2 separate regions of the Homo sapiens genome follow, and region 1 is linked to region 2. Evidence: chromatin loops called from intact Hi-C (ENCODE). Cell type or tissue: PC-9. All regions are shown on one strand. Links, peaks and the distances in the headings refer to the core of each region. The heading gives the core; the rest is flanking DNA.

What was found. Hi-C counts contacts between places; a loop is a spot of excess contacts. Peaks named below come from ENCODE experiments on the same cell type or tissue, not always from the same donor. Only the 100,000 strongest peaks of a DNase experiment are listed, where the experiment ranks them.
Region 1: it touches region 2 in a loop (9-fold over the local background); 4 of 110 quality-filtered maps call a loop at or near these places.

What each region holds. Positions count from the first base shown.
Region 1 is chr13:110,243,332-110,258,436 of GRCh38, forward strand. All of the region lies in intron 1 of COL4A1 (collagen type IV alpha 1 chain), which reads right to left. It overlaps LOC124903212 (a long non-coding RNA gene), which reads left to right and starts at 7,111. Exons shown (of 3, transcript XR_007063872.1): 1 at 7,111-7,292; 2 at 8,118-8,254; 3 at 12,977-13,353. In PC-9, for the core only: a CTCF peak has its summit at 4,286; no DNase peak of the experiment used is centred there.
Region 2 is chr13:110,339,765-110,356,151 of GRCh38, forward strand. The region is part of intron 3 of COL4A2 (collagen type IV alpha 2 chain); the gene reads left to right. MIR8073 (microRNA 8073) reads left to right here and starts at 1,194; the gene lies at 1,194-1,265. RefSeq lists a silencer at 1,298-1,367 and enhancers at 2,439-3,388, 3,389-4,337, 7,286-8,144, 13,144-13,656. In PC-9, for the core only: no CTCF peak of the experiment used is centred there; DNase peaks (open chromatin) are centred at 7,067, 7,977 and 8,137; H3K4me3 peaks cover 1,112 bases; H3K27ac peaks cover 4,299 bases.

The DNA.
Region 1 (15,105 bases), core at 56-8,055, 100 kb before region 2:
TTTAAGACAAAGTGTTGCTTTTGTTGCCCAGGCTGGAGTGCAATGGCGTGATCTTGGCACACTGCAACCTCCACCTCTCCAGTTCAAGTGATTCTCCTTCCTCAGCATCCCAAGTAGCTGGTAATACAGGCATCCGCCACCACACCCAGCTAATTTTTTGTGTTTTTAGTAGAGATGGGGTTTCATCATGTTGACCAGGCTGGTCTCGAACTCCTGACCTCATGTGATCCACCCGCCTCAGCCTCCCAAAGTGCTGGGATTATAGGCATGAGACACTGTGCCCAGCCTGTAGTTCACTTCTAACATAAAAATTAACTTTTAAAATGGAAGGAAATGAATCCAAGCCTGTGATAAAAGCTGGAAAGGAAGCAAGCTACCACGTGTTCAAACGCTTACCAGGTGCCACGCACAGTCAGCGATCATCTTATTTAATGATCATAACAAGCATTTCAAGATAGGTAGTGCCATCCCCATTTACAGATGTGGAAACTGAATTAGAAGATTTATTATAACACGCTAGGACAAAGTTGAAATTAGAACCCAACTTCAATTTCCATTATGTAAAATTGTCATCACATGAAAAGATAGAAATACGTCGGTACATACACGCACTTGCAATTTCCTTAGAAGAATCCCAATTTTAAACCATGACAGACACAGGTATTGTGGACAGAATGTAAAGAGGTATGAGATGAATAATCGGGTTAATAAGCTTTATTAGAGGCTCTGCTTTAAGTCTGATATAAAATGTTTACTTATATTCTACTTCAGGTGATTATCATTTCCTGAAAATAAAATCATGCCACTAATAGTATTGTGATCATGCAAAGTGTATATTTTTAACAACATATTCCAGCCTCAGCTGCATTGCCATGGAGACGCCTGCATAAAACAATCACATCTGGAGATATTTATTTTGTAAAGCTAAATCTGAACAAGTGCCTCCAAGACAGTAAGCTGTTCTCAATTTTATATTTTGGAAATGGGGACAGCTGACAACAGTCCAAAAAAACTCCAGAGATGATAGGTCTGTGTTTTTCTCTGACTCACATTTTAGGCAATTTTCAGCCTACACTCTCATAACCTCCTAACATTTTAAATCAATCCATGTGCACAGATTTGCTTCATAATCTGGGTTTTGGTGACCACTCAGAGGCATCCAAAGAGATGAGGCCAAAATCTGTAACCTGTGCTCCAGGAGGTTCTTCCAAAATGGACAAATACCAGTACTGAGAGACCTCACCAGAGGTACCTAACTCAGCCAGTACTACCATGTGTCTAATCCCCAGGTGAGGGTCACCTGCTCCCTACCTGGCTCCTGCGAATTGCTGACTGCATGTCTCTATTGTCAGGCTTATCACGTTTCTCGTTGTTTACTTCTGTGTCTCCCCGGTACACCCTGAGTGCTTTGGAGGCAGCCTCACATACAGCTCACACCAGGCTCCCGTAGCATTGAGCCTGATGTGAGCTGTACTTCATCTAAGACGACACCAATTGTAAAACCCATACTAAGAAATCAAGAAGGGTACTAATTAAACAATGACACATTATCAATTGTTAGATCTATCCCAATTCCAGAGTTGTTAAAACATCAATAAATGCACATCTTAGAATTGATGAAATCAGTACCCAATTATGGTTGTATTCTTGGTGCTGTTACTGGTGTTACCCATCTAAGCAACCTTAAGTAACAACTGTAGATGGAAATCCAGTGGCACCGCGCACCTCAACCACAGTGCATTCGTGCACAACAGCACTGTGGGACAAAGCTCCAAACAGGGAACTCGGCAATGATTACCTGACTGCTCCAGATCACAGAGTAGCCAGGGAAGAGCCGGGGACTCTGGGGAGTGCGCTGGCATCTGGCACCTGACACCTGGAGCCGTCCAGACCAGCTATTCCATCACCAGGTCATCTCCAAGTCCCTGGAGTTTCGGGGCAGCCTCTTTGCTGGGATTATGCCACTGCCCACAACCTGTTTGCGTTTGAGCCAAGTTTGGAAACACATCTCTGTTCTTTAAACTCTGCAGTGTTTCATCCCCCTCCTACAGATACCAAAAGGAAAACCCACCAGGCTAAGTCTCATGTATCTGCAGAGTCCATTTAGGAAATGTCCAGCAGTCATCTGGGCTTAGCTGGCAGAAACTCAACACCAGCCTGAAGTAGTGTGGATTTTCGACTTGTGAGTCAATTGCTGCTTTCTGGGAAAGAGCAGATTAAGCAGGGATTTAAGGGATTGAAGCTGAAAATGGCTATTTGGTGATCTGGAGTTTTCTGAAAGGTTGATAAAATCTCAGAAGCTTTATCTTTCTGCAATTTGAGGGAGGTTATAAAAATGAATTTCCTGGAACTGGGCCCTTAAGCCATCCGTGAATGCTTCCATTGCCTGGGACTGCAGATAAGAGGCTGCAAGGCTGTGACTGTGGACCCTCGGGTCAAGACGCTTCTTGTGCTTTTGGTACAGAAACACCCCCAGCCGGTGCCGGTGACAGGCGGGTGGGTAGTTTTACCCTGGGGACCACTTCAGGTACTAAGGAACACTGGGGAAAATCAGAGATGAGACAGGACTGACCCCCGACCCCGGCCTTCCCCCACCACCTTACGCTTTTTCATAAGCAAGTAATTTTTTTTAATCCTGGACCAAAAACATGCATGGCTTTATGTGTGTAGGGAATTTGATTATCAATTCTAAAAAATTGATCATTCCAAAAATATCTAAATTAGGGTTAGCTTTTCAGAACAAAAGATGTCTAAGATCATGATTTTTGTGTCACATTCTGGGTGGCCTAGCATTTTATGTAAATGGTTTTGTTAAAAAAAAAAAACAAAAAAGCTAGCCTTTAGAATGACAAGAATGACAAACAAATATCCTAAGATGTATGTTTACTTTGTTAAATAAAATCTATTTTAAAATATCACTATTCTGGTCCTTTCTGTCATATAAGGGCCCGTGCTGGGTTTCACCCTGGCATATGAAGGTATTTTAGCTGCAGTTCAATGGTTCACTGCTAAAAAGAAAAAAAAAATACAAAGGATGACCTGAGTACCCCCTTCACTCAGGTGTAATGTATAAGCTTCAAATGGTGAATTAAAATAAAAGTCAGGTAATGCAAGTCTTAATTCACTGTTGTAAATTACTGTGTTTAAAAGGGGTACATAAATAATGCAGGTTACCCAGGTTCACAATTTCATTGGTGACCTGACATGTGAAAAGCTATGTCACCATTTCATCATTTCCTGAGGAAATACACCTTGCATCTGGACTCCCAGAAAAATCTAAAGCTATATGCAGACTGGTGGACTCCACCGGCTCCCTGCTGGCTGCATATCTGAGGGCCTTTATGAGGGCTCTGCATTCTCCCGGTGTCTGGATGACCCTACAGATAAGCTCCCATACCATCTGTTTCAGATTCTAGAATGGGAAGAACTGGTACATTCTGTGCGGTACTCATCCTCTTCCTGGTTTTCCCCTCATTGGTGTTCTAGGGTCAATGAGTTCCAAGTTCCTGGAGCAATGCCTGTGTTGTGCTCCTGTGAGGCACACACTTAACCCGAGTGGTCATGAGGATGAAAGTGGGTCACGAAGGCAGTCTCCACTTGGAAGACGGGGAATATGGCTGGGAGTTCTCAAAGGAAAGAAAGGCGGGGGTCTCGGTCTCTCTTATAAAAGCAGACCAGCCATGGACAACAGCAACACAGGTACCCCAGACCAATGTGGAAAAAGAGGACCCTAGAAAGCTCTTGGGGTTGGGGGTGAATTTATTATTTATACTCCTAAAACTGTAGACAAACTTAATGAAAACCAAGTCAGTTTTGAAAGTCCTTTTAGCCTCTTCCCCATAGACCATGTGGCCTACAGAGTATAATAAGTTGTCTCCAAATGGAAGCCAAACTGACTTAACTGTGTTTGAAACAGAAAAGAAAATAATAATAATAGTCCCCAGTGGACTCTGTCAGACACACACACGCACACATAACTTCAATAGCAGAGATCAGCTTTAAACGAAAACAAAAAATACAATATGAAAGGAATGCAAAAGGTACTACAAAGTAATCCCTAAACCAAATATCTTTTATATTCTCTAAAAGTCTCTTAAACTTTTCAGGATATGTTAAAATAATTAATACTGTGAAACTTTTCTTTCATGCTCCAATTAAGATATTCAGAGATCCACCATCAGTATTCACGTTATAAAGTATATTAAGTTCTTAAAATACACAAAGATTTTACAATACACAGTACGAGTGCCAAAGAAGAAAGGGGAGGAAGAGAAGTCAATGGTTTTAATAAGAAATAAAGCCTATTTCTGGTTTTCTCGCATCTACAGACCAAGAGGGCGCTCTTCTCAAGATTACAGTGAATTCCATTCCAGAGGATGCAAAAAGAGGAAAGCTCACTCATTCTGTTTACAGAATGCCTTTTTAACTGAACCGAAGAATACCAGCTGCTATGCTACTCGTGTGTGTGTGTGTGTGTGTGTGTGTGTGTGTGTGTGTGTGTGTGGCAGAGAGAGAGGGAGGGAGGGAGGGAGGGGAGAAGGGTGCAGTGTTATACAGTTTAACTGGGACATGTCTTCTGATGAAGGCATATTTGGAATGAGTTAAACAGGATGAGGTCCTCAATTTTCTGATTTTTTTTCCTGCTTTTGATGGAAGATAGACCTTTAACATCGCAGCTTTCACAATTTTTATGTGTTTCACATCCCACCAAATAGGGACATGTGGAGATCTGCCAAGTCTAAACAGCTTATCTTTCAAATTCTTTCTCGCATTCCCTATGCTGTGCAAAAATGTCAAAATACTTTCCTGGTGATACTGCCGTCGAGGGCTCTTCCTGGTTGCAGCACTTCCTCGGGGAGTCTTTTAAATAATTCCCTACCCAACTAAATAAGCGTATGGAGGCAAGAGACTGTATCTTAGGGCTACTTGGGCAGAATTAAGAGTACGCAGCAAGCGCGGGCCCCACACGCTCCCGGCGGGATTGCGAGCGGGACATTCCCAACCCTCTGGAAGGCGCTCAGCCGCCTCCGCTGTAGCTGGGCCCTGGCCCCTGGCCCCGGCTCCTTCCCCCAAATTCCACTCCCAGGGATAAGCCCCACGGCCACACGGCAGGGGCGCACTGGTACGTTGCTCCAACTGAGGCAAGTTGGACAAAACCCCATTGACCTTCATCACGTCCTGCTGGGGTCTCGCTCTGTGGCGCAGGCTGGAGTGCACTGGCGCGACGTCGGCTCACCGCAACCTCTGCCATCTGGATTCAAGCGATTCTCCTGCCTCAGCCTCCCGAGTGGCTGGGACTACAGGCACGGGCCACCACGCCAGGATAATTTTTTTGTATTTTTAGTAGAGATGGGATTTCGCCATGTTGGCCAGGCTGGTTCGAACTCCTGGCCTCAAGTGATCCACACGCCTCAGCCTCCCAAAACGCTGGGATTACAGGTGTGAGCCACCGCACCCGGCCTCAATTCTATTATTTTAAATTCCACTTCATTCACACACACAAAATGCTGGTGTGGTGAATAAAAGATAACCACACACAGATGCAGCAGGCACTCACACTTTTTTCGGATAGCGAAACCTCAAAGACTGCACGTGGAGAATGGACTTTCTAGCTTCTGTCCTGTTTGCCGCTGTGCTGCTTGTGTCACGCTTGTTTTAACCGCGGTGGCTGTGAGGCTCTGCAAAATGGCTCTCCCCAGCTCCATGGACCCCCAGGGCCCAAGAATGCCCTAAAAAAGAATCTTAAAACTTCTCCAGAGAGAGCACACTCTGTATGATCCCATCATATGAAATTCAAGAACGGAGGCATCTGTCTATGGGGAAAAGAAGTCAGAATTGTGATGACCTTCTGCGGGGGTGTGGCAAAGGTAGGGACAAGGGAGGTTTCTGGGGTGCAGGAAACATTCTTTGCTTGTTGCGGGCGGTGACTACACGGGTGTATACGTCGGTAAAAACTCATCGAGCTGTGCACTTGTGATGTTTGCACTTTGTTGTATTTCAATAAAATTCGAGAAAAAGGGACGTGCTTAAGCCTGTTCACAGCAGCACTATCCACAATCGCCCCAGCTGGAAACAGTTCAAGGGACTGAGAAACGATGGGGTATATTCACGGAAGGGAGTCCCCGGCCACACCAGGGCAGGCCAGCTACAGCACCCGCAGCAAGCTGAAGCAGGCACAAAAGAAGACAAACTGGGTGACTCCATTCCTGTAAAAGTCAAAGCCGAACAAGATGACGTTGGATCCTGGTTACTCGTGAGGGCTACTGACTAGAAGAGGACTCCAGGGACTTCGTGCCTTCTGGTAATGTTCTGGTCCGTAGTCTGGGTTCACTGCTATGTTCACTTTGGGGAAAATGCACTGAGCTGTACCCTTCGCCTTTGATATGTTTCTGTAAGTTGATAAACTTCAATAAAATTAGCTCCCCAAAAAAGTGTCCATGGCATTTAAAAATTACTTAAAAAACAGTAAAATATAGGCCAAATGTTGTAGTACAAATAATGATTTCTTAAAAGCTTACATTTGCATAACATTTTTCAACTTCCAAAAATATACTTAGTATTGTGGTTTTAAAGGTAAAATTAACTTCTCTCCCTTATTCTCACAGAACTCAAAATCATTGTGCTTTCATCTGCATTTGTTTTATTATCATCATCATTTGTTTTGACTAATGTAAGATAGATGTGATCCCAAAGATGTGAAAATAATTATTCATCATTAACTCCCCTGAAAGGACAACTTAGGTAAATAAAATAATATTTCTGTTCCATTTAATAATGGAAGACATAGAAACAAAACAGTCCCTACTACTGTTTAGAGTTACACAATATTTCTGCCCTAATTTGAAAACAACAAGAGTTGATACATTCTTGGCAAAAAAAAAAAAAAGCACAAAAAATGTGAGAAACAGTGAATTTCTAATATGTAACATGTCTCTCTCTGTGCTGTAGTATGACTAAGATTTGTACATGTGAGGTACATGCTCTATTCTGCTTCTCAATTAGAGACTGAGTTTGCAGGGCAGAAAGGCTCCCAAGAAACCACACGCCTTGAGGAAATGAGGGTGTTTTCTTGGCTTCTCTTAGGAACAACATGTGACTAAAGTTCTGGTCTCATTTTCCCTGTCATATAATTTTGTTGACTCATGTTTCACTTCTTTTCTTCCCTTTTTCCCACTAAACGGGGGTGGACATTAAATGTTCCTGCTTGGGGAATAGGATGGCCTGGAGGGAATGACCATGAAGACCGGCACTTCACCTCCAGGTCATTGGTCTTTGTCCAGCTGCAAGCAGATGTGAGTATGATTAGTTGCCATGGGTCAGTGGTTCCTTGGATGGCTGTGTGTGAAATGAGTTGGTGGGCTTCGTGTGTGTCTGCTGGGACCCATGGGTGGAAACACTGTTGGGAGGCATGACCTGGGGCGAGCCTTCCCGTGCTTGTGAGTCACTGGCCTGACGCACTAGCACAGTGGGGCAAGGCCAGTGCGTCCCCAGCATCCGGGTCCCACGGAGCCCCTCCCAAACCAAGTGTCAGCTCCAGGCAAATATGTAGACTTGAGAGACATTTCGTTCTCTCAATGAAACTCAAACTCCCTAATTCCAGAGAAGGAATCTCCCACCCATAGAGTTGTCACTCTTAGCTACTCTTCCCGGTTCCCCGGATTCTTTTCCCACCAGCCCTGCTCCCATCCTTTGTAACTTTCATCTTTAACCCCTTCATTCCACCAGTGCCTATTTTACAGGCACCCTTTGAAGAACAGCAAATTTTACCCAGACAGGCACGAAAAAAGACGTTGGACTATTTCTTCCAGCTTTGGAGAACTGTGCGGCTCCCGGCTGTGCTGAAGGGCAGGGAGTTCTCCCAGCTATTCCCGGTTTTCATCTTCCATGGCCTACTCCTTCCACACCCTGGTGCCACCCTGGCCTGCACCGGCCATGTGGGCTTCTGCCTTCACTTTCAACATCTGACTCCCAAGCCCAGCCCACGCAAGACAGCCCCAAGGCCCCATGCCCAAGACTAGGGTGAGTGGGTGGGGCAGGGGAAGCACCAGCAGGCCTGTGCCAGGCACTCCTTCACAGCTCCTGGCAGTGCCCAGTCATACTTATCTTTTTCTTAACAGGTGGTGAGATTCACTTCCCATCTACTGCACGCCTGCATGGGCCAGGCACCCCCCAGTGCTAAGAATACAGAGCTGAGTGTGTGAGCAAGCTGGATAAGGAAAGGTGAAATTACAATAAAACGTGGGCTGCAAGGGAGGTGAGCAGAGACTCACGGGCATGCCAGAGGGGGACTCGGGGACCCCCAAGGTAGGGCACACTTCAGCTGAGTTGCGAAAAGTCAGGGCTGTTCACCTAGGAAGAACCCAGGATGAGGGAAAGACGGCGAGAACAGGCTGCCAGACAGGCACAGGTGCAAGCCGGTACAGAATTAAGACAGCACATTCCTGAGGCAGACAGGAGTTTAACTTTTCAGATCTTGGCCGCACAGCCTGAGAGCATAAAGACCTTGAACCCACACCTGACTTACAGCAGAGGCACAGTCTTCTCCGCCTTAATTCTCCTTAGTCCCAGTAACACTGACTCTGATAAAGGAGTCTATAATTGCTGTCTGAAAAGTGATAGCACATTTACGGGAAGACTTACAGAAATTCCAACAACTGGGCATAAGTGTCTTCTTTATTAATTCCTAATCATAAATAAATTACTTTTTTTTGAGGTAGAGTCTCGCTCTGTTGCCCAGGCTGGAGTGCTGTGGCGCGATCTCAACTCACTGCAACCTCCCTCTCCCGGGTTCAGGCAATTCTCCTGTCTCAGCCTCCCAAGTAGCTGGGATTACAGGTGCCTGCCACCATGCCTGGCTGATTTTTCTATTTTTAGTAGAGACGTGGTTTCACCATGTTGGCCAGGCTGGTCTCGAACTCCTGACCTCAGGTGAACCACCCACCTCAGCCTCCCGAAGCACTGGGATTAGAGGTGTGAGCCACCACTCCCAGCCAAATAAATTACATTTTAATCTATTCCATCTACAATCTCCAAATTTATAATAACATTTAATTTTAAAGCATGTTTCTACACATAGTTATATGTGTATATGTATTATATATGTATAATTATACGTATATGTATTATATACATATAATTATATGTATTATATATACGTATAATTATACGTATATATGTATTATATATACGTATAATTATACGTATATATGTATTATATATACGTATAATTATACGTATATATGTATTATATACGTATAATTATACGTATATATGTATTATATATGTATAATTGTATATATTATATATACTTATATACAAAATGTATATATGTATATATACATATAATATGTATATATACATATAATTATATGTATATATGTATTATACATATAATTATAAGTATGTATGTATTATACATATAATTATATGTATGTATCATATAAACATATAATTATAAGTATGTATTACATATACAGATAACTATAAGTACGTATGTATTACATATACAGATAACTATAAGTACGTATGTATTACATATACAGATAACTATAAGTACGTATGTATTACATATACAGATAACTATAAGTACGTATGTATTACATATACAGATAACTATAAGTACGTATGTATTACATATACAGATAACTATAAGTACGTATGTATTACATATACAGATAACTATAAGTACGTATGTATTACATATACATATAACTATAAGTACGTATGTATTACATATACATATAACTATAAGTACGTATGTATTACATATACATATAACTATATGTACGTATGTATTATATATACATATAACTATATGTACGTATTATATATACATATAACTATATGTACGTATGTATTATATATACATATAACTATATGTATGTATGTATTATATATACATATAATTAGGTATATATACATATAATTAGGTATATATACATATAATTATATGTATTACATATACATATAATTATATGTATTACATATACATATAATTATATGTATTACATATACATATAATTATATGTATTACATATACATATAATTATATGTATTACATATACATATAATTATATGTATTACATATACATATAATTATATGTATTACATATACATATAATTATATGTATTACATATACATATAATTATATGTATTATATATACATATAATTATACGTATTACATATACATATAATTATAAGTATATATGTATTACATATACATATAATTATACGTATGTATGTATTACATATGCATATAATTATACGTATGTATGTATTACATATACTTATAATTATATATGTATGTATGTATTACATATACGTATAATTATATGTGTATGTATGTATTACATATACATATAATTATACGTATGTATTACATATACGTATAATTATACGTATGTATGTATTACATATACATATAATTATACGTATGTATGTATTATATATACGTATAATTATACGTATATATGTATAATTATACGTATGTATGTATTATATATACGTATAATTATACGTATATATGTATGTGTGTGTGTATATATATAAAGTATAATGTGCTGTCTTCATGCCCATCAACATGATTAATTGGAGTAGGAGAAGGTTTGTAAAAGAAATGCGCTACAGGTTGAATATTCCTAACCCCAAAATCCAAAATACAAAATGCTCCAAAATATAAAACTTTTTGAGCGCCAACATGATACCACACATGGAAAACTCCATGCCCTCTGACCCCACCCACAACCTTTACTGCACTCAGCCTTCAGAAGAACTCCCAACTGGGTCTAGGTTTGAAACCAGAGGATCACTTAGCTCCTAACAGAGGATCACTTAGCTCCTATCAGAGGATGACTTAGCCAACAGCTGCTGTCTATCCCTCTGTGGTCCAGGAAGTGCACTGCATATTGTCACATTAAGCGAGAAATTCCAAACAAATGGTCTAGCTTAATGCCATGATCCATAGGTTTACTGGACGGCTAGCAAGAGGGAGTATGCAGATAGTTTTCCCATCAACAGAACTCTCTTTGAAGCATATCATGAGGGCTCCGTTTGCCTCTGGGAAGTGATACACAGCACAGAAGCGGGAGGGTGGCTTTGCTCTGAGGAAGACACAGCAGCGCCCATGTTCTATTTATCCCACTGCGTTCCACCAGCTGACCCTTTAAGGAGCCCTACAGTTTGTAACATACTTTAAAAGGAAACATGAAAAGCCTAAGTGACTAGTGAAATATTTCAAGCATGACGGACATGCAACTCAAAAACAGAGTTTAGTAAAACCAGTGGTGGCAGTAGGACCACTTTTTTTCCTTAAACAATTAAATATTTTAAATCATTGCTGATTTTGTGCTCATCTTCTCCCCCAGAATAGCGACATCACTAATCTCTTCCAGTGGAGATTTGGAATGTAACCCAAATTATATGACCTCCTGCCATTCTCTGTGTGTCCCCATCCTAAAAAGATAAATTCCTCTTCTAAAAAGCAGACTTAGGTAAGCCCTCCTTTTCCACAGAACTGGGGAATATGCAACTGAACAGGCCTGCTACTCTTACTCACTTGGTAGCAATTTAATGAGCACTTACTATGTGCTTGCCACTGTACTTGCAATCTGGAGGGTGAAGGATGACTTAGACATGAGCTGTGTTCTCAAGGAGCTTGCTGGTTAAGAGGAGAGAAGCTGTGGCCCCTACCACGCTAAGCCCATTACAAGGAAGGTGGCTGGACAAGCCAGCAGGAGCACACTTCCCGCGGAGGAGGTCTGTGTGCCAGCAGAACAGCCCAGGTGTCGGCTTCAGCCCTGCACAGGGCTGCCTGAAGGCCAGAGTGCTGCAAGGACACTGGTGGGGCAGCTGCCTGTGCCCACAAAAGGCCAAGTGTTTTCCACCTCATTTTCTAGCAGGCCTTGGGTAGGGTCTAAAAGTTTAGAGATGAGGGAGACCTATCCCATTCGCTGGATTTTGGTGGCATTCATCTGTGAGACTTGTGTCAAGTGTATTAGCATGAGGAGGGAAGGGAAATGAGGAGACTTGCAAGGACGTCCTTGCCCTTGGGGATGGGAGCTAGAGCAGGGCAGCCGCAAGAAGGCGGGAGAAGAGTGCAAGGGAGGGAGGCAGGTCATGGCTCAAGGACCAATTCAGTGTCATGAGGGGAAGACAGGAGGTTTCCCAATGAAAGAACGGTGATTCCACCAGGAACAGGGGGAAAGGAGGGAAAGGAAGGGAAGGGGGCAGGCAGGAAGGGAGGGGGCAGGCAGGCAGGAAGGGAAGGGGGCAGGCAGGAAGGGAGGGGGCAGGCAGGCAGGAAGGGAAGGGGGCAGGCAGGAAGGGAGGGGGCAGGCAGGCAGGAAGGGAAGGGGGAAGGCAGGAAGGGAGGGGGAAGGGGGAAGGCAGGAAGGGAGGGGGAAGGCAGGAAGGGAAGGGGGAAGGCAGGAAGGGAAGGGGGAAGGCAGGAAGGGAAGGGGGAAGGCAGGAAGGGAAGGGGGAAGGCAGGAAGGGAAGGGGGAAGGCAGGAAGGGAGGGGGAAGGCAGGAAGGGAGGGGGAAGGCAGGAAGGGAGGGGGAAGGCAGGAAGGGAGGGGGAAGGCAGGAAGGGAGGGGGAAGGAGGCAGAGGAAAGAAAAGACTGTGACTGACCTTATCTTATGACAGGAGAAGGTAATAGGTCTCATTTTCTTAGCTGGTAATTCTACTGTCAATTAGACAAATTTTATGTGAAGATTTTTATTCTACAAATCACGCTGTATATCTCATGTTCTTCTTATCTATTAAATCATACCTAACTGTTTTAAAATCTTGCCTAACATTTCAGCCTCCTCCCCATGAAATCTCCGGCTAGAGACAAGACACCTATATAATGTTTAAGATGTTCAAGAGTTGTCCTGGGCCCCAAGCGACAGGGTGAATAGGGCGTGGTTTCTACCTTCGGGCATATTCTAGTCCGGGGGGAAAAACACATCAAAAAAACTAAATGACTCCACAGGATGATTGCAACAAACCTACAAGATGCTGGAGAAGGAAAAATGGTTTTGGACGAGGATGATACTCGGGAGGAAGAGGTGAAGACAGCAGAGGAGGATGGCCACTTGCTGAGTGGTGCTGCCCTGTCAGGAACCAGCAGGCACTGTGAACGTGCATCCTCGAGGGAGCAGGTGAACTGGACCTCAGAGCCCAGAACCACAGGGAGGATGTCAGTGCCCGGGAAAGCAAAGGAGGAAATTCCAGAAAGAGAAAGCAAGGGAACCAAATATGGAAATGAGAACGTGCACAGGGAGTTTGAAGAACATTGGGAAGTTTAAAGAGGGTTGAAGCCCTGGTGTATTTACAGGTGCAACTGGAAATGCGGAGGTCGGCCATGGGGTGAGGGGTTTGCATCCACTTTAACCCAGCTACACTCTATTCATGCCCCAGACCGGCGGCGGGGGGGTCTATCCGATACTTTCAGCAACAAGGATAGCAAATAGATATTCTTTCCTGTGGGATAGGATCTAACCACGCACTCACTATGCATTCAACAAATGCATTCTATTGATTAATTTAATATTACTTCCATTTCACAGAGGGACTATTAAATAGTCTCTATGATAGCAATCATAGCTGTTCATCTCTTTTGTCAGACACCAGACATGTCTTTAAAAAAATCTTCATGTTTAGACTAATCCCAGCCAGCCAGAATGAAACTAAAGTGTAGTTTTCATAACTGCACTCACTTGCAAAGCCACTTTTCAAAAATAAATGGAAGAATTTATACTACTTATAAAAGATAGATTCTGAAATGCTGCTGCACAGTTCCCAAAACCCAAAGAAATCACTCTTGAAAACATCACCTTCTAAGGATAATATTATCTGATTTGTATCTTTAAAACCAGGTTTGAAAACTCAAACATAATGTAAATAGAAACTGCACATAACAAACCCTACAGAATAACGAACATGTGGAAGAGATCCTGCGGCAAACCTTCTCTGCATTTGACAAGTGGTCAGAGATCCATCTGGGAGACTTCCATGCGACATCCTTCCAAGGCCATGAGCAAATGTGAGCACAACAGCAACTAAAACTCTCCATAAGAATATGGAAGATAACGGCTGGTAAACCAAAAATGCTACTCTGCAAACCGTAAGTGCTACTTCCAAAGGACCTACCTAAAAGCACAAGTACATTTGTGGTTAAAGAAGAAAAACTGAGGTATACCACAGAGAAAAGTTGAACTTTTGCTGGTCAAAGCCATGGTCTCTCAATGACATACACTGGTATTTGAACAGTGGCAGAGGGTGCCAAGAGCTATCTCTCCAGGACCCTGTGAGACACTGTGGTTAACTGTACAAGGTCAGTGCATGTTGAGGCCTCCTTTCCAAACCACACTTCCCCACTATAACCCTGAGAGGGGAGTCTCACTCTTAAGACATGAAAAAAGAGAATACATAAATAGAGTTTACCAGCAACTCTTGAAGCCAAATGGTCTAATTAATTGACAAGCGTAATGCTATGTAGCTATTGAAATGTGCTACAACTTCAGGAACTCTTGCCTTTTCCAAAGGAACCTAAGAAGAATATTTAGCAGCCTTAAACCATTCATAATTTATTATAAAAATAAATAAGAAATACATAAAATATGGAAAATATAATTCATTCCATGTCCCTGGTCCTTCCATTTGAATGAGTAATACACAAATAGCCCTCGTTTCTTTCTTTTCTCACTGACATTCATTGAATACTTATTTTCCCATTGCCTACAGTGCATACAATACAACAAGGCTATGAGATTTGTAGAAATAGAAATATGGTTCCTAAAGACAAAGAACTTGTATTAAGCATGTTAACATCCAGAAAATTCTAGAAAACCTTTTGCTACCACATACTGTGAAGCTTAAATGAGCAGAAGTCACGTGGAGCCAAAGTGAACCGGGCAGCACTCAAGAAAATAAAATTTAAGCCGGCGCAGTGGCTCATGCCTGTAATCCCAGCACTTTGGGAGGCCAAGGCGGGCAGATCGCATGAGCTCAGGAGTTCGAGACCAGCCTGGCCAATATGGTAAAATCCCATCTCTACTAAAAAAATACAAAAATTAGCCAGGCGTGGTGGCGCACGCCTGTAGTCCCAGATACTCGGGC
Region 2 (16,387 bases), core at 4,043-12,042:
AAATCAAAGAAGGAGTCAAAATAGAGGTGCTCGGTGCCGAGGAGTTGCTAACCTGGACCATCCAAATAATGACAGTCTGTGGCACTTCAGAAGCATTCCAGAAATGGAACAATGGCACTCCATGAAGCTGTATAAACTCATAATGTATCCTGTAACTAACCCAGTATAGAACAGTAACACTGTTTACACTGATTGGAAGGAAGAAGGTTCATCCTGGCGGTTTATGACATTGCCAGAATGGCTTGAATCCTTGAGGGTGGGTGACAGGTAGAGTGGATAATAAATGGGCCTCCTGGTTCACAGAGCCTGAGAACCTCTCACCCAATGGGCACCTGGTGCCCCTGCAGAGTCCAGTCTAAGAGGACAATTTTTTTTTTCAGATGTAGTCTTGTTCTGTTGCCCAGGTTGGAGTGCCTGATCTCAGCTCACTGCAGCCTCCGCCTCCTGGGTTCAAGCAGTTCCCTGCCTCAGCCTCCCTGGTAGCTGAGATTATAGGTGCACGCCACCACACCCGGCTAATTTTTGTATTTTTAGTAGAGATGCGGTTTCACCATCTTGGCCAGGCTGGTGTTGACGTCCTGACCTCGTGAGCCACCGCGCCCAGCCAAGGACAATTTACTCTAGCCACAGATATGGCCATGGTCCTCATGTAAGCTGACTACAAATACAGCAAATCCACCTTTCCAAAGACTTCATTCTAAAGATGTAAAAGAACAAAAAGAGATAAAGGAAGAGGATGAGAAGACTTGAGAAGAGTGGAAGTGTAGAAAGAAAATGTTTAAGGTTCATCCCCTCCCCACCTTGGGGAGTTCCTTTGGCAGCATCTTCTGAAGGGTACTTCTCCTAGCCCAGGGGCAGAAAGATCCAGTCTTTTGGGGCAGCTGCGGAAGAAAGGAGAGCAGTCCTGTAGCTCATGAAGACATTACGAAGCACAAAGAACTGCACAGGGACAGAGAGTCTTTAGGGTCTCGAGCTCACTCTATGTCCTTGGCTGTTAAGTTCCCCGAGAGCAAACCCCAGCTTCTCGCTTGCTTCAGGCTCTGCATGTGTGAGTGTGACCCTTGGGTACTCTCGGGGCGTTTTCAGCCATGCGATTCTGGGGACTTCAGAGGACTCTGTTCCTTTCTGACTCGTGTTCCGGCGTCTGTGGATTGCTCCCAACAGGAGGAGGAGTATTGTCTATTAAGGGAAAAGATTTCAGTGACCTGGCAGCAGGGAGCGTCGTCAGTGTTTGACTGTTTATGGTATGTCAGGGAGCTGGTTCCTGGCAGTGGCTTCCCCAGGGGTGGGGAGGGGTGTGCTGGGGGTGACAGGAAGCACTGAATCACGACAGAGAAGGGAAAGAAGCCCGCCCGCCACTTCCGGTGTTCACTGAGCAGGTCGGTGGCCAGCGCTGCCTTCGCATCAGAACCCCATTTTAAAACACATCCAAGCGCGTGGCGTCATCGGGACGACGGGCTTCTCCCCAGTAGAGTGTCAGACCAACACCGCCCTGCACAAAGCTCTGTGTTCCCTGCTTTCTGTCATGTTCCCACCCATAGCCAGAAATCCCAGCTGCTGGCCGTCCAGCCCCTATGGAGCAGTGACTAAGGGTGGCTGTGGGACTCACTCACGAGCCTTAGGTTGGGTGTACATAGTTTGTGGCTGATTAGGTGTTGTTAAGGATTTACTGTTCAGGGCTGTTGATTTCTGCCACTGGCTTGTCTTCTCCCAAGGACAAGGGGCCTGCCTATTGGCTTTTAGATCTTAGCACTTAGCAGACTCTCAGAAGTGTTTGCTAGAGGACGTTTTCTGGGGAATGTCCACCTGCACTGATGAAAACAACTCAGTAACAACTCCACTTTGAGAGGAGCAGAGCAGGAGCCTTCCTTAGGTGTGCGTAAGGGGATACCGGCTTTAAAGACGCCAGGCTGAGTTGCTGTGTCAGGATTGATTCTTTACTTCTCCATCTGGAGGTGTTTCTGCTTTATCAGTTTCTCCTTGTTTCCAGCTCTGTCTCGCTGCCAGAGGGCCGACGTTTCCTGGCTTTTGTTGTACTGTGGCACACAGTCTGTTTTGAAAGGACAGGAGCATAATAAAAGCGGATATGAAAGAAGGGCCAGATGACATCACATAGAATACTGGAGGAAGTCCGCGTTTGTGGATGTTTATAATCTCAGCATGTTAGTTGTTTGTAATATGATAAGAGCACTTTTGATACATAGGAGGACTACAAGCCTTGTTGCTTAGACAGGACTCACGAATTTTTATCTTAGGCTCATAGTGACGAACAGAGAATGGGGATCTTGGCCTGGATCCCAAGTGACCCTGGCTCATTGGTTGACCTCGGGTACAAGATTCGGCATAGATGAGCCATTTAAATTGTGCCTAAGCCAGCTACTCATTGAATTTTTTAAAAGAAAGAGAGAGATAGAATAAAGAAAGCTAAGAATTTGACTTATTAGAGATGAATTAGCTTACTAAATTTTTTCCTTTTGAAATCTTACTTCAGAGAAATTGATGGTACCTAGAACTTAACATTAAATCAAGTAAGACCCTTTTAAGGTGAATTCTGGAAGCCATATAGAGTCAGCATTATATGCATGCTTACTCAGTGAAAATCCTAAAGCATGCAAGTGTCTCCATAAAGAGCAATCTCCTTGAACAATAACAGTGTTGACACCTGCTGTTCCCCAGGTCTGTATCGTGAGATGGAAATACACCAGCATCTTCCCCCACTAGGGGAAGATGATAAAATGCAGGTTAAGAACATGGACCATGGATGCTGGGTACTTCCTGCCGGGAGCCGGGCACTATCCTCACCTCTTCCCGTGGGTTAATCTCCTTTCATCCTAACGGCAACCCCAGGAGGCAGGAACAGTAGGTTCTACCCATTTTTTAAATGAGGACCCTGCAGGGCATGTGGGATGAGCATTCCTCACAAGACCGCCCCCACGAAACATGGCCTGGAGCCCGGGCACCCTTGGTCCAAAGCAAATCAAGTTTCTCCCAAACACAGTGCCATTCAGAGCAAACCAAATCTGCAGCACTGGAGACCCGCACACCCGACTGGAAGCTTAGGGCAGGGCAAAGGCACAAGACAGCATCATAGCACTCTGGAGCCCAGGAAGAACCCATCTTCTTGCAAACACTCCAGATTAAGCGTAAAAAGACTAGAAAAATCAACTGTCTTCATGCACTGGTATAGGAGAGCAGGGTAGAGCTGGCTCCTAAAATTTCACACTCAGGAGACTCTAAAAATCGTGCTCAAACCTAAAAATGTGTGCATGCTAATTCCAAATTAGCCTTATCGACAGAGGTTAGCGTCCAAAACTTGGTCTAACCTAGTCCAGGGAACATGCAATCTTTGCAACTTCATACTGCAGTGACTGTGTGTGTGGTCTCTGATTGTCCATCGAACACAAGAATTAAAATCCCAACAACCTAGTGAGGGGCAGAGAGGAGTGGGATTGAAAATCCACTGTTGAAATATCCAGGTAGATAATCCACTCCCAAATAACGGAGTGCTGCCTGCGCCTGTCCGTACCCAGTGGGTGCTCTCCTCTGCTGGCCCCAGGAGTAGGCGTCTGCTGTGACTTAGAGCAGATTTTATGCACAGACCTTCTTCCAGGCAGAGAAAAAACTACCGAGTGTGAGTTCACAGCAAAGGCATCCTCGATCCCTGCTGATGTGGGAAGGCATAGGTACACGCCGTCTGAAAGCTGCCAGGCGTGATTCACTTGGCAGCGTACCTCCAGGAGAAAGGGCGGGGCAGAAATTCAGAAATTCTAACCCAGAAGCCAGGCCAGCAGGTAGGTAAAGTGGCTGTCGCATGGGTGTGGTGTTGTCCATGGCCCCAAAGCCCCTGGGACTTTGATGGTCAAGTTTGCAAAGATAAAGCTGCAGGCACCTGAGGCTGAGCCTGCCCGGGCAGCGCAGCGCTGCTGTGTGCCAATGCAAACGGGGACCTTCCTTGCCTAGACCAGTCTTCACCAACCAGAACAGAAATCTTATTGTATTCTGAAAAAGGATTCCTGGATCTCTTTCATTCCATGCTTTTCAGATTTTTTTCTCCCAAATTTAGCACAGAGGGCAGGTTTTGAACAGAACTCTTAAACTGAAGGTACTTCTCTGGAATAAATAGCTTCAAGAGATGGACCCACTTTGTTTATTACCAACAGGGCTAAATATTTACCTTAGACCTATATGCCAATACTAACCACATACACATTTTCATTCATTGCCAAAGAATACCAAGAACTGGCATGCCGTATAAATAATTAAAATTTAGTGTAGATAATGTGTGAGGTAATGCTTATATTAGATGATGTCTCGGTGAACTCTCTCCCTAACGAAACAGAAGAAAAACAACATAGCTCATAAATATGTAAGGGTATTTATTCTAAATGTAACATGTGAAACTCTTCACTGCATGTGTACCTATGAGTCTGAAAACTCACTTCTAACTATGATTACATTGATGGCCTCTTGAACAAGAGTTAAAAGCTCCTTGTAACTTGTTCTTCTCAACACGGAGACAGAACAAAATCCCTCAGGCTATTAAAAGGATGACATGACAAATAGCCTTCATAAAAGATGGTCTTTTATGCAGCCAATTTTCTTATTAGTTATTTGACGACAACATTGAGGTTTAAATGAGTAGCCAATGAGAGAATATTGAAGTAGGCTGTTTGTTACAGCACATCTCCTCTAACTCATACTTGCTGATAGGTAATTGGAACAGAAGAGAATGATGTCAGTATGAGATGGAAGTCATGTTAGTTCATGCGTGACATTTTTCCCAGCATGGTGTTTGTACCACTGAGTAACAGGATAGCTGAGGGTAAGTAGAAGAATACACATCAGCACAGCAAACTGTCAAGGAATGGAACTCTATACGAGACCCCAGGGCCGCAGTATTCTCTCTCTTGCCTCGCTCAGGCCACATACTCTCCTTAGAAATGCTTTCTCCACAGCTCTTCCCAATCTTTGGTCATCCTGTCCTTGCTCTCTGCAGTGTAGCAGTCTCAGCACTTCCTTACACCCCCTTCTATGAAACTATGCCATCACTTTTCTTCAAGATAAACTGTTTTATTTACTGCAATATTTCTTTACTTGAGAAGTTAACATGTCCATTAAACTGTGCTATTATTTGTATTAGGATTGCTACCAATTTTATTAAGGCCCTAGTTACAAAGTTGCATCGGTATTGAGTGGTCTGCCCCAGCTCTGTTTTTCCCATGGACCTCGGTGGTTTGCTGTGTGGTTTTGCAGAGTGTGAGAATTTTTCAGAAACAGTCATATACTGTGTTACAGCAGAAAAGCCTGTTCTTAAAAAGAATGAGTGGGGACTAGATGTGAATCAATGTGATTTGACTTTCTTCTTCCCAAGGTGAGTGGCTGGTGTGTTTGAGTTGGTCTTGACTACACTGACAAGGAAGGTGAGGGTATGGAGGACATTCCAAGCTGAAGGAACAGTGTGTACAAACGCAAGTTCTTTGCGAGGATGGAACTTCAGAGGTGTTCATACTCAATGCATTGAAAATCCTCACATTCCCTCAGCATGTAAAATAAGTGATTAAGCATTCCGCTGTAGTTGAAAGAAAAAGAGACTTTGAAAGTGGAGGGAACAGTGGATGCAGGGGAGCAGAACCCCAGTCGGCGGGTCTCAGGAGAAGCGAAGCCTGCTGTTCCTGGGAAGCAGTGGGGTGCAGGAATCAGAGGACAGCAGATGCTGGCTTCACACCCTCACCTTCCCTATGGGTACAGTCGAGGCCTCCTCAAACACACCAGCCACTCACCTGGGAAAGAAGAAAGTCAGACTCACATTGATGCACATCTCGTCCTCACCCGTTCTTTTTAACCTGATATGGGCTCTCAACTAAAGGGTTAATACCAGAAGCACCCACCTAGCTAAGTACCGACCTAGACAGCCATTAGTGATTTACAAAAACATGAAGGGTGGCCATCTATATTAGGGGTGGAGAAGGACAGGGGGCAAGGGAAGGTGGTTTCTGGCAATTGGTCCACTGACACACCCCCAGCTGCTGTGTGGGACAGAAGTCACGTGAGTCAGATAGCAACACCCAGGCTCTCATCTTGTTCCATCTCATCTGTGCCTGGGCATGTGTACCTGTGCACAGGGGGACCACCTTCTGCAAGGTAGCTGGGGTGCGTGTTAGTTCTCAGAATAGTGCCAGCTGTGTGTCCACTTCATGATGACATCAAGAAGATGGGCTTTGGGATCCTGCCCACACCCAGCTCCGGGGCGCTGCTGATGTATCTGGGCAACCCCAGCCAGGATCCTGGGCTGCCTCTATCACCCTCACAACCTGGGGGCCAGGAGCCAGCAATGAAGGCCAGTGAGAGGTGAATTTGGAAATGAGGAGCTTTCCTGGGGTACTGAAGGAACAGTATCAAAATACTTGAAAAGAAAGAGAACTCTTTCTTGTTTGAGGCTTTTGGGGCGTTGTTTCCTGCGTAACTCAAAGCCTTGGGAATCCCAGACAGAAAGTCATTTAAGATTAACTTTTGAAATCAAGTGAGTAAGACCTGATTCAAAGGAGAATTTAGCCATGGGTTAATAAATATATCTAAATTGCAATGAAAATCTTCAGCGGTCTTAGCCGTTGATCCCGTGGTCACCATAGACAATATAAGGAGCAGTGTCTATGGCAGGAGTGATGGAACAGATTTCAGGAAGTAACTTTGAGTGAGAGAAGCAGGGGCCCCAGAACTCTAGTGACCAAGACATTCGAAGACAGGCAAGGAAACCTTCAAATGCAGGCAACTCATATTTCGACGGGGCACCCTCCAGTGCTCCGAGATGGAAATTGCCTGCATTTCAGTGCCCTGTTCTGTGGCTCCAGTGCTCTGCTGTATGCCCACTGTGAAGGCTGCTTGTCACCTGTGCTGCCCAGCTCAACCCGGCCCCTTTGGTCGCTGTCCTGCCTGCCTGACGGCTGACGACGGCCCCACACCCATGTCTACACCCTGGGTGTTTGCTGTGTAGGTTCCAGGCTTCTAGACCAGATGACTCAAGATGAGGCACATGTGAGTCTCCACCCAGCACCTAATAAAACCACCCAACAAATGAGGGCTCAGCTCCTCCCGGGGTGAAGGCCAGGGTGCTCTGTTGACTAAGGGGAGGCCATGAAAGAACGGGGAAGACTGGCTCTGGACAGAGCCTCATCCCCTGCGCTTATCGTGGCTCACTGCCAAGTGCGAACACCTGGGTCCACGCCTCCGCATGCCGGGCCCGTGTGCACACCTGCCTTCCTCGCTGGTGAGAGGGCGCATCTCAGCCTGCTTTTCGCCTCTAGAAAGGCACTGAGTGTGAACTGTGAAGAAGTGGCCAGGGCAGAGGATGTGTGTCAGGAAATGCCAAGCCCCCTTTCCTCACTCAGCCAGATGGCCTACCTGTCCTCACCTGAAACCAGGCCCACCCATGCTCTGAGATCATCTCTAGCCCAGGACAAGGCATTTCCAAGGCAGCGTTGGCTTAGACTATGTTGGCTGGGCTTCACCTCTCATTCATGTGTCAGGAGCTCTAGGCCGGGGAGCCAGGCATTGGAGACCCTTTAGCTGGGAAGGCTCGGGGGGCTGAGTTACATCACCAAACCCTCACAGCAGCCCTGTGCAAGGGTGCCATCATCCTCCCTTTGTGCAGAAGATGCTGTGGCTTCAAAGGACCAGTCACTTCTCTGCCTGAACTCTTGCCCTTTGCTACATCATTCATGTTCCCAGTTGGCCCCTCACACCTGCTCTTCAGCATCCTGGGTTCTCAGCAGTTCCTACCTGGGGCCCTGCCTGCCATCCCTCCACTGTCATTCAGCCTGCTTTAAATGTCTCAGGATGACTAATGTCACTGGGATGTGTTCTGGCCCTGGCCTTTGGCCCACCACACACTGCATGCCCTGGCAGTCAAATTCCTGAATTTTTTCTGGAGCCAGTCCTGCCCGTCAGGACCCAAGCTCCAGCACTAAAGTACGGCTGTCAGAGGTGGCCCTGCCAATAGCACACTGTGTGTGGAAAACACCCAGACATTGAGCTGCCTGAGGAGAAATGGAAGGTGGCCCACTTGGCCGGTCATTGCTCGTTAAAATGTAAAGGTGTGCAGATATGAAAACACGGGGCTTGTTGCCGATGACTCAGGGGAGGGCACCGAACGTCATGCCTCCTGGTTATGTCTTGCCGCCGTGTTGAACCAGGATGGGGAATGATCCCATTCCTCAGGTATTCGTCTGGGAGACCGTAAAGGATTGCTTCCAGACAGGAAGGACGTCTGTCTTCCTAAAGAGTGTCTAGCCCAACTCGTTGAACTACTGTCATTTCTTTCTGGTTCTCCTGTTCCAAATACACAGCCTGAGCTCCTCCCTCCTTCTCTGAGTCTCTCAGTTCCATGAGGACAGGCATCGACGCAGTCATAACTGCTGGCACTCACTGGCATTCCAGAAAAGCCCATGGGGCTTATTCATTGTACGTGGGGGAGCGCCCCTGTCCTTCAGGCATTTCACCATCTTGAGCTGGTGACTAGTTCAAGACCATTCTGTAGAGTGAACACATTTATTTAGGATGCCCTTGAAGTACTGTTAAACAAAGGAAGCTGAATTGGCTGGCTTTGCTGCCCGGCATATAGAAGAAGGATTTGTGCTGGGTGGTACAACTGTGACCTGCACTTCCTCTTCCATATACCTTGCCCTGCTAATACCATGTTGGAATTATTTCCTTAATTTCTAAAGCTGCATGTGCGGAAATGGCTTATATTTCCTGTTTTGATAAACTAATAGAACTTTACTGAGAACCTTGTTCCCGAGTTGGCTTTCTTCTCTTTTGGCCTCTTTTTTGATTAAAATAGTAATTCTAAAAGTCCAGCTTGACTGGACTTGTGTCAAAGACAAAGAATTGTATAGATTTTTTTTTTTTGCCTTGAAAAGATAACTTTTTAGCTTTCAAAAGGATGATAACTTTTTAACAATAGGTAATGTTGATCTTGTTTGTCACTTGGCGTAGGTTTTTCAGTATTCCTCTGTGGAGGGAATTTGGGTTAGATGCTAGGCACAATCCAATCGTCAGCTATCTGTAAATTCCCTTCAGAGGATGGCTCTTGTTGGCTGGAGGTAAATTGGCTTAAAAAGACTTCCTTGGACAAGAAGTTTCTTGGAACATGTAGAGGACAAAATATTCTTTGTTTTGGGACAGATGAGTTTTGTTCTTGCGATTCATATAACTCGATTACTGCTCATTTTCTATGTGCAAGTTGAGAACAATGACCAGCATTTTTTTTCATTCGTCTACATGGCATCCACTTTAAATGATACTCATGTCTGAAGAGGGCTGGGTGCATTTCCATGGTTTGTTCCCTTGCTATATGTTGACAATTTGCAGTGGTAGTAGAGAAATAGTAGTCTCAAAGAGTTTAAATTGTTTATGTGTTTTGTTTCCTGGCATTCAGGTTGTCATTTAAACCTATTTTTTTAGTGTCCTAAATATAAGGACCAATCTGCCATGGAGAGAAGTGACATTGGGCAGTTTTCTCCACGTTTTGAGATGGGCGATTCCTCAGACATCTACCAAGGAGGACACCCTTTTCCCCGGTGGCAAAGGAGGGACTCTCCCTCTGCCTGGTGGCACAGGATCCTAGTGAAGGCAACACGATACTCTCTTCTCACTGTCATTGGGTCACTCACAGAAGAGCCAGGGCAGCAACCAGGAGGACCGGATGTCCTCTTAATCCTGCAGCTGCCACTCTTGATCTCTGCTCCAACTCCACTGTATCCCATTGATAAATGACAGAGTCTCTGCTGGCAGCCAGGCAGCTAGTGACTCCAAGCAAGAAATTCTGCATTTGATCCTGATAGGAGCCTGGTTCAAGAAACTAGAACCTGGTTTTCCTTAAAGGGTTCCATGACTTTTATTCTTCCAGAGGTAAAAGACTCACCAAGGAATCTAGATTGTGCATCTGGAGTGATTTGATGTCTATGGTAAATCTATCCATGCAAACAGATGGATTTTCATATCTTCTTTTTTTTTTTTATTGAGACACAGTCTCACTCCGTCACCCAGGCTGGAGTGCAGTAGCACAGTCGTGGCTCACTAAAACCTCCACTTCTCGGGTTGAAGTGATTCTTGTGTCTCAACCTCGTGAGTAGTTGGTATTACAAGCGTGAGCCACCATGTCCAGCTAATTTTTACATTCTTAGTAGAGACAGGGTTTCACCATGTTGGCCAGGCTGGTCTTGAACTCCTAACTTCAAGTGATCCACCGCCTAGGCCTCCCAAAGTGCTAGGCTTACAGGCGTGAGCCACCACACCCAGCCCAATTTCCACATCTTTCTAAATGTAATGATGCCAAGATTTAAATAAGACTCCAAGGAAAAGAATTTCCATATATGAAGTCAACCAAGAAATCCCTCACTCAAAGATTCCCGTTCTGCACCTGGAAAAAATGTCTGTTGCATTCCAATTGAGTAGAATGTAATCTAAGGTTTCTGGAAAACACATCTTATGCCTTTACATACACTGCCAACTGGCTCCTAAACATTTCCAATTCCTACAGTTTTGAATTGGCACAGCAATGCTGGCTACCAGTTTCAGAACAGGAAAAAGAAGAGCTCTAGAAGGATATTTTGAATTTTAAAAAAATTAAAAGAGAGAACTACAATTTTTTTTAGCACTTGGAGGGATTAGAGGCTCAGCCACTGAGTCCTTAGGGCTCAGAGCCGCCCCAGATGCAGCACAGGTCACAGAGGTCAAAGCAAGGTCCAAGGGCCATCACTTTTCTAGGACAGACATGCCAGGCACCCACTGAGTCATGGAACATGCTGAACCTGTAATAACTCCTACCTTCTGTTGCACCCAGGGTGATGGTTCAGTGGTTTCCAGCTTTCTCACTATCTCTAAACAAAGCCTGTTTTCACAATGCCCATCCGACCACCTAGTGTAGGGCTTTGCAAACCTCGGTGTGCTAACCTGGAAGTCATGCTAGAAAGCAGGTTCTGCTCCAAGAAAGGTGGGGTGGGGCCTGCATTCCTCACTAGCTCCAGGGTGATGCTGATGGGCCCTGTCCACACAGCACACTTGCCATGGCGGGGGCCAGCTGGGAGAGCAGCTGCCCTTCAGACAAGCACTCATGACCTCTTTGACTTTGTGTCTAAGTCCCTGCCTCTGATCAGTTTTCCTCTCTGTTTCCCTCTTATTCCCTCCCATTTTATTTGTGGTACAACTTCCAGGTAAATCTTCCTCAAACTCTCTGTCCAGTGTCTTCTTTGCTACCTGCTCTCTCTCTTGTTTCTTTCTTTCTTTATTTTTATTTTTTCTTTTTGAGATAGGGTCTTGCTCTGTTGCCCAGGCTGGAGTACAGTGGCGTAATCTCGGCTCACTGCAACCTCCACCTCCCGGGCTCAAGCCATCTTCCCACCCCAGCCCTCCAAGCAGCTGGGACCACAGGCGTGCACCACCACACCCAGCTATTCTTTTTGTTTGTTTGTTTGTTTGTTTGTTCGTTTGTTTTGTACAGACAGGGTTTTGCTTTGTTACCCAGGCTGGTCTTGAACCCCTGAGCTCAAGCGATCTGCCTGCCTGGGTCTCCCAAAGTGCTGGGATTACAGGCATGAGCCCCCGCACCCAGCCTTCTCTCCTGCTTCTTTGCTGCCTGTGGCTTTCTCTACCCTGCTCCTCCCTTGCCGGCGTGGGTTTTGTCCCTAAGAACTGGTGCAAGAATGACCGGTCCTTCATCTCTTCCTTGCAGCTCAGAGACTTTCAAGTCTACCTTGCTTCTTAGGTTTATGCTGCTTTGGACACTTATTTCCTAAAATGTATAATTCACATTTATTTTTCAGAACTATTCCTTTTGGTTCCACAACACTAAAGATGTCAAGAGCTTACAATAATCAGACTTAGCACCCCTTCCCTTTGTCCACAGTGCCTCTGCCAGCTTCTTTAATTCCTCTGCCTTTCTTGAAGGAGCAGATAAGTCCAATGGGGTCTGGCCTCCAGGTTGGTGTGTGATGAGATAGTTGGCAAGGTAGGACTGCCTGCAGGTCCTCAGTAAATGTTCATTCATTTGCTGAGGGAAGTAATGATTCATCCCCCTAGGCAAACTCCTTCCATGATTTGGAATTTAGGTCTGAAGTTTCCTGGCCAATGCGCCTGGGAAGCCACTGAGCTGGCTGTCAGCTGAGTAGGGACTAAGGATGTTCAACTGTGGGTACTGAAAAGCGGCACTAGATTGAAATGGAGTCCTGAGCTGCAAGTTGGGGAGCACAGCAGTGTTGGAGCATCCTGAAAGTCATAGGAAGAATGGGCTTCGAGTCACTCCAACTCAGGATGTTCCTGATTCCCTGATAATGATCATGATGATGATGATGATGACGATGATGATGGCATGAAGGTGGTGCCCTCCTAGGCCTGGAGGTTAGGGGTAGCCAGTCTGTCTCTGCTTTCTAGCAGTGAGAGCCTCAGGCTGTCAGGCAGGGAGGTTGGCCTTGGGAGGTAGGCATAGAAGGAATAGTGGAGCATAGCAGAGCCCTAGGGCGCAGGCCTGAACACAGCCAGTCCTCTCTGTGAACAGGATAATGCAATACTTAAGGACCCACTGTTCCTAATTTGCTCTCTAACCATCCTCTTCTTCGCAGCTCTTACCAGAATTTAAATTATGTGGGTTTAGTTGTTTGTTTACTTATTTCACCTTCTTGTCTACTTGGTCACCTGCCACAGGGCAGGAGCAATGTCTAATCTGCCCCCTACTCTATACCCAGAGCCCAGCACAGTGCATGGCTCAGAGGAAATTCACATCAGTGATCATGAGTGAATGAATTTGTAAAGTGAAAGCGTGGATGAAGGACCTCCCAGCCCCTTGCCCTTTGTCATGTTAGTTTGGAATTGGGGATGTGAGGTGTCCTCTCACTGGTGCAGTTGAAGGAAGGTGCCGGATACGGTTCAGATTCCTCGGTGGTCCCGAGTTCCCTGGGTGGGGAGGTTCTGTGTGCCTATGAGGAGGTGAGAGTCAGGCATTCTCCAGGGAGTAGGGTGCCCCCACCAGCTTTCACAGGCCTTCTGTAAAACTGGTCCCGCCAGGCCTTGAGTCCTTTCCTGCCTTGGGGTGAAGGACACCCAGACAACCACAGGAGTTTGGCCAGCCGGGCTGAACGGCTACAGCACGCCCCACGAGCCTGGATCACGTTCCACACCTGCAGTAGGAGCTGCAGGAACCTCCTGGCCCTGCGAGCTTCAGTGGGGTCAGCAGCCAGGCACACCTGCAGGGGGCGTCAGTGAGAGCTGGGCATTGGAATTGCCCTACACAGTTGCTGCCTTGGAAATTCAGACTTGAAATGAGAAATTAATGGAGGATTGAATTGATGTTTCTTTCATGAGCCTGTGATTGTTGTAAAAAGAGGTGTGTCAAATGCTTGGTGAGACCCATGCAGGATTCTTTAAAGAACACTGAGGCAAACCAGACCTTATAGGGAAAAACAGGCCTCACGGAGACTGAAGTTAAAATATGGACCAGGGCCAGTGTTTCTTCATGAAGGGGGTGAGCAGAGATTTGAGGAGGCTGCAGGGTGGGAGGAAACTCATCATTTTTATTAAGGAGTTGACAAGAATAGGATCGCGGCTTGTCTTTGATTTGCGTTAAGCAGTAAAATGAAGGGATAGGCTGGAGGGCTGAGAGCAGGGTGGCAGCAGGTGCGTGCAGTCGGTATGCCTCTGCTGGAGGGAGTGGCCAGGCCACAGACATGGGACACCACATAGCAGTCCTCACACTCCTCCTCTGAGGTCCTCAGGGAGGCATTTGTGTCTCGAGACTGTTTCAGAGACCCATGTCTTCTCAGGAGATGCCAAGGCTCAGGTCAGAGACTTGTTGAGTTTTTAAGAGACTGTCTGAAGCACACACCCTGCCCTAATAAGTCAATATTTCTGTTCCTCCTGGAGACCTCACATTCCAAAGTGTGGTACTTCGGGCTCTTGTAAATGTTGGAATTCCTAAGACTCTCTCTGGAGGACAGGTAAGATGTCAGTGGGAACACACATACACACATGCACGTGCGTGTGTGCACGCACGGCTGGCATGTCCATGGAAACTGCCTTGGCGTGGAATGAGCAGGGCTGCCTCTCAATGAGGTATTCCTTCCCTCACAATATAGCACTGGAGCCATCGGTACATGTAGAAAAGTGTTACTGGGAGGTATCTTAATCAGCCTACAAGTCCTAGTTCCAAAAGTAAGAATGCATCATTCATTTTTGAGTGGGTTATGAATAACTCACTACAACTAAATACAGTGAATATCGTAAACCTAGAATAAGGAGTCTGTTAGATCAATTTGAAACCATTCAAATCATTTCAACCTTTGATTTATATGGAGGGATTTGGCAAGTGGCTTTAAAATCAAAATTAAAAATAGCTTGGGAAACAGCAGATGGAGGATATGAGTTGATGCTTTACCCTATAGACCCAGGAGGCCCGCCTGCCCTTCCCAGACAACTGGCCAATGAATTATTGGGTCAACTGAGGACCTCTGCCAAGCGCCTGTTCATGCCTCCCTCACGTGTAGTAAAAGGCATGAATGCGCCAGCCCATCTAGTCTTGAGCTTTGGTGCTAAACTTTCTGGCTTAGTATGGAGTTGGATTTCTAGAAATCACATATTCAAATCATGGGATTTATGAGCCCCATTGCAGATAAACATTGGAGCCATTGAAAAATTGGCAAATACCTAGGATCGTGTTTTCAGGGCGTGAGAGGATTTTATATATGTTTACTTTTACACCATAAACTCCAGCTGCCTCATTACCTCACTCAAGACAAAAAGATCACTGGAAAGAAATGTAAAAGCTTTCAAGGTACTGTTTTCTCTGAAGGGTTTGGGACTTTCCACTTTTTGGAGTTTTTTTTTTTTATAGTAGTAACTGATGCATCAGATACTATATTAGGTAAAGAATTATAAGAAGAACATAAAAAACGTGAAACTCTCAGATGAGAGTTCTCTAGTAGAAAATTGTTAGCTGAAAGAAAAAAAAAATCACCCATACAAAAGGAACATGGAGTCATTGCTGGAACCCAAGGCCAACTCTTGCCAGGAGGTTTTGGGTCAGAAGCCTGCGTGTCCTGCCCTTCTGCCCTGGACTATCTGGAAGACCCTGCTGGGCGGCAGTGGCAGAGTGGGCCTGGCCATGCCACTTGCACCTCCACGTGGACATGCAGCTGGTGACAGGAAAGGGGAAGGTTCCAGCAGACCCGCTATCACAAAACAACTTACAGAGGGAGTCCCCAAGTGATAGTCCTGTTTAGTCATTGACACGTAACTCAGAAGAGAGTGAAAAGGCTGTGGTAAAATACAATTTGCTTAACATTGGAAAGGGTTCTGTCATCTGGTAAGTTTTACTTGCATGATAAGGTTTCAATCAGTGAACACCAGAAGCCAGCCTTGTCCAGGGTCCCTTAGGTGTAACTGTGTGATAATAGGGAGGCTCCAGGCAGGCTGGCAGAGGCTGGCTGAGGGTGAAAAGCTAGATTAAGATTCACCTGTGAGCCACTGCTCACCTGTTTGTGTGGGGAGGGCTGCAGTAGCTCAACTGTGTGTGGGAGAGGGCTGCACTAGCTCACCTGTGTGTGTGGGGGAGGGCTGCACTAGCTCACCTGTGTGGGGGGAGGGCTGCACTAGCTCACCTGTGTGTGTGGGGGAGGGCTGTACTAGCTCACCTGTGTGTGTGGGGGAGGGCTGCACTAGCTCACCTGTGTGTGTGGGGGAGGGCTGCACTAGCTCACCTGTGTGTGTGGGGGAGGGCTGCACTAGCTCACCTGTGTGTGTGGGGGAGGGCTGTACTAGCTCACCTGTGTGGGGGGAGGGCAGTACCAGCTCACCTGTGTGTGTGGGGGAGGGCTGCACTAGCTCACCTGTGTGTGTGGGGGAGGGCTGCAGTAGCTCACCTGTGTGTGGGGGTGGAGGGCTGTACAGCTCACCTGTGTGAGTGGGGAGGGCTGCACTAGCTCACCTGTGTGTGTGGGGGAGGGCTGCACTAGCTCACCTGTGTGTGGGGGTGGAGGGCTGTACAGCTCACCTGTGTGAGTGGGGAGGGCTGCACTAGCTCACCTGTGTGTGGGGGGGAGGGCTGTACTAGCTCACCTGTGTGGGGGCTGAGGGCTGCACTAGGTCACCTGTATAGGGCGGAGGGCAGCACTGGCTCACCTGTGGAATGAAGGTTGTACTAGCTTACCTGTCAGGGGAGAGGAGGCCTGCGCTGAGACTCGGCTGATCAGAAAGGGGAGAAAAGAGGGTCACTCTGATTGCCATCATCTCAAAACGTTTAATACTGTCACGATTTGAAAGGAAGAGCTAAGGTACTTGTCCAGTAGCCCAATCTCCAAGTCCATCTTTGATCTGAATGTTGAGATCAAGGATGAGAAACACC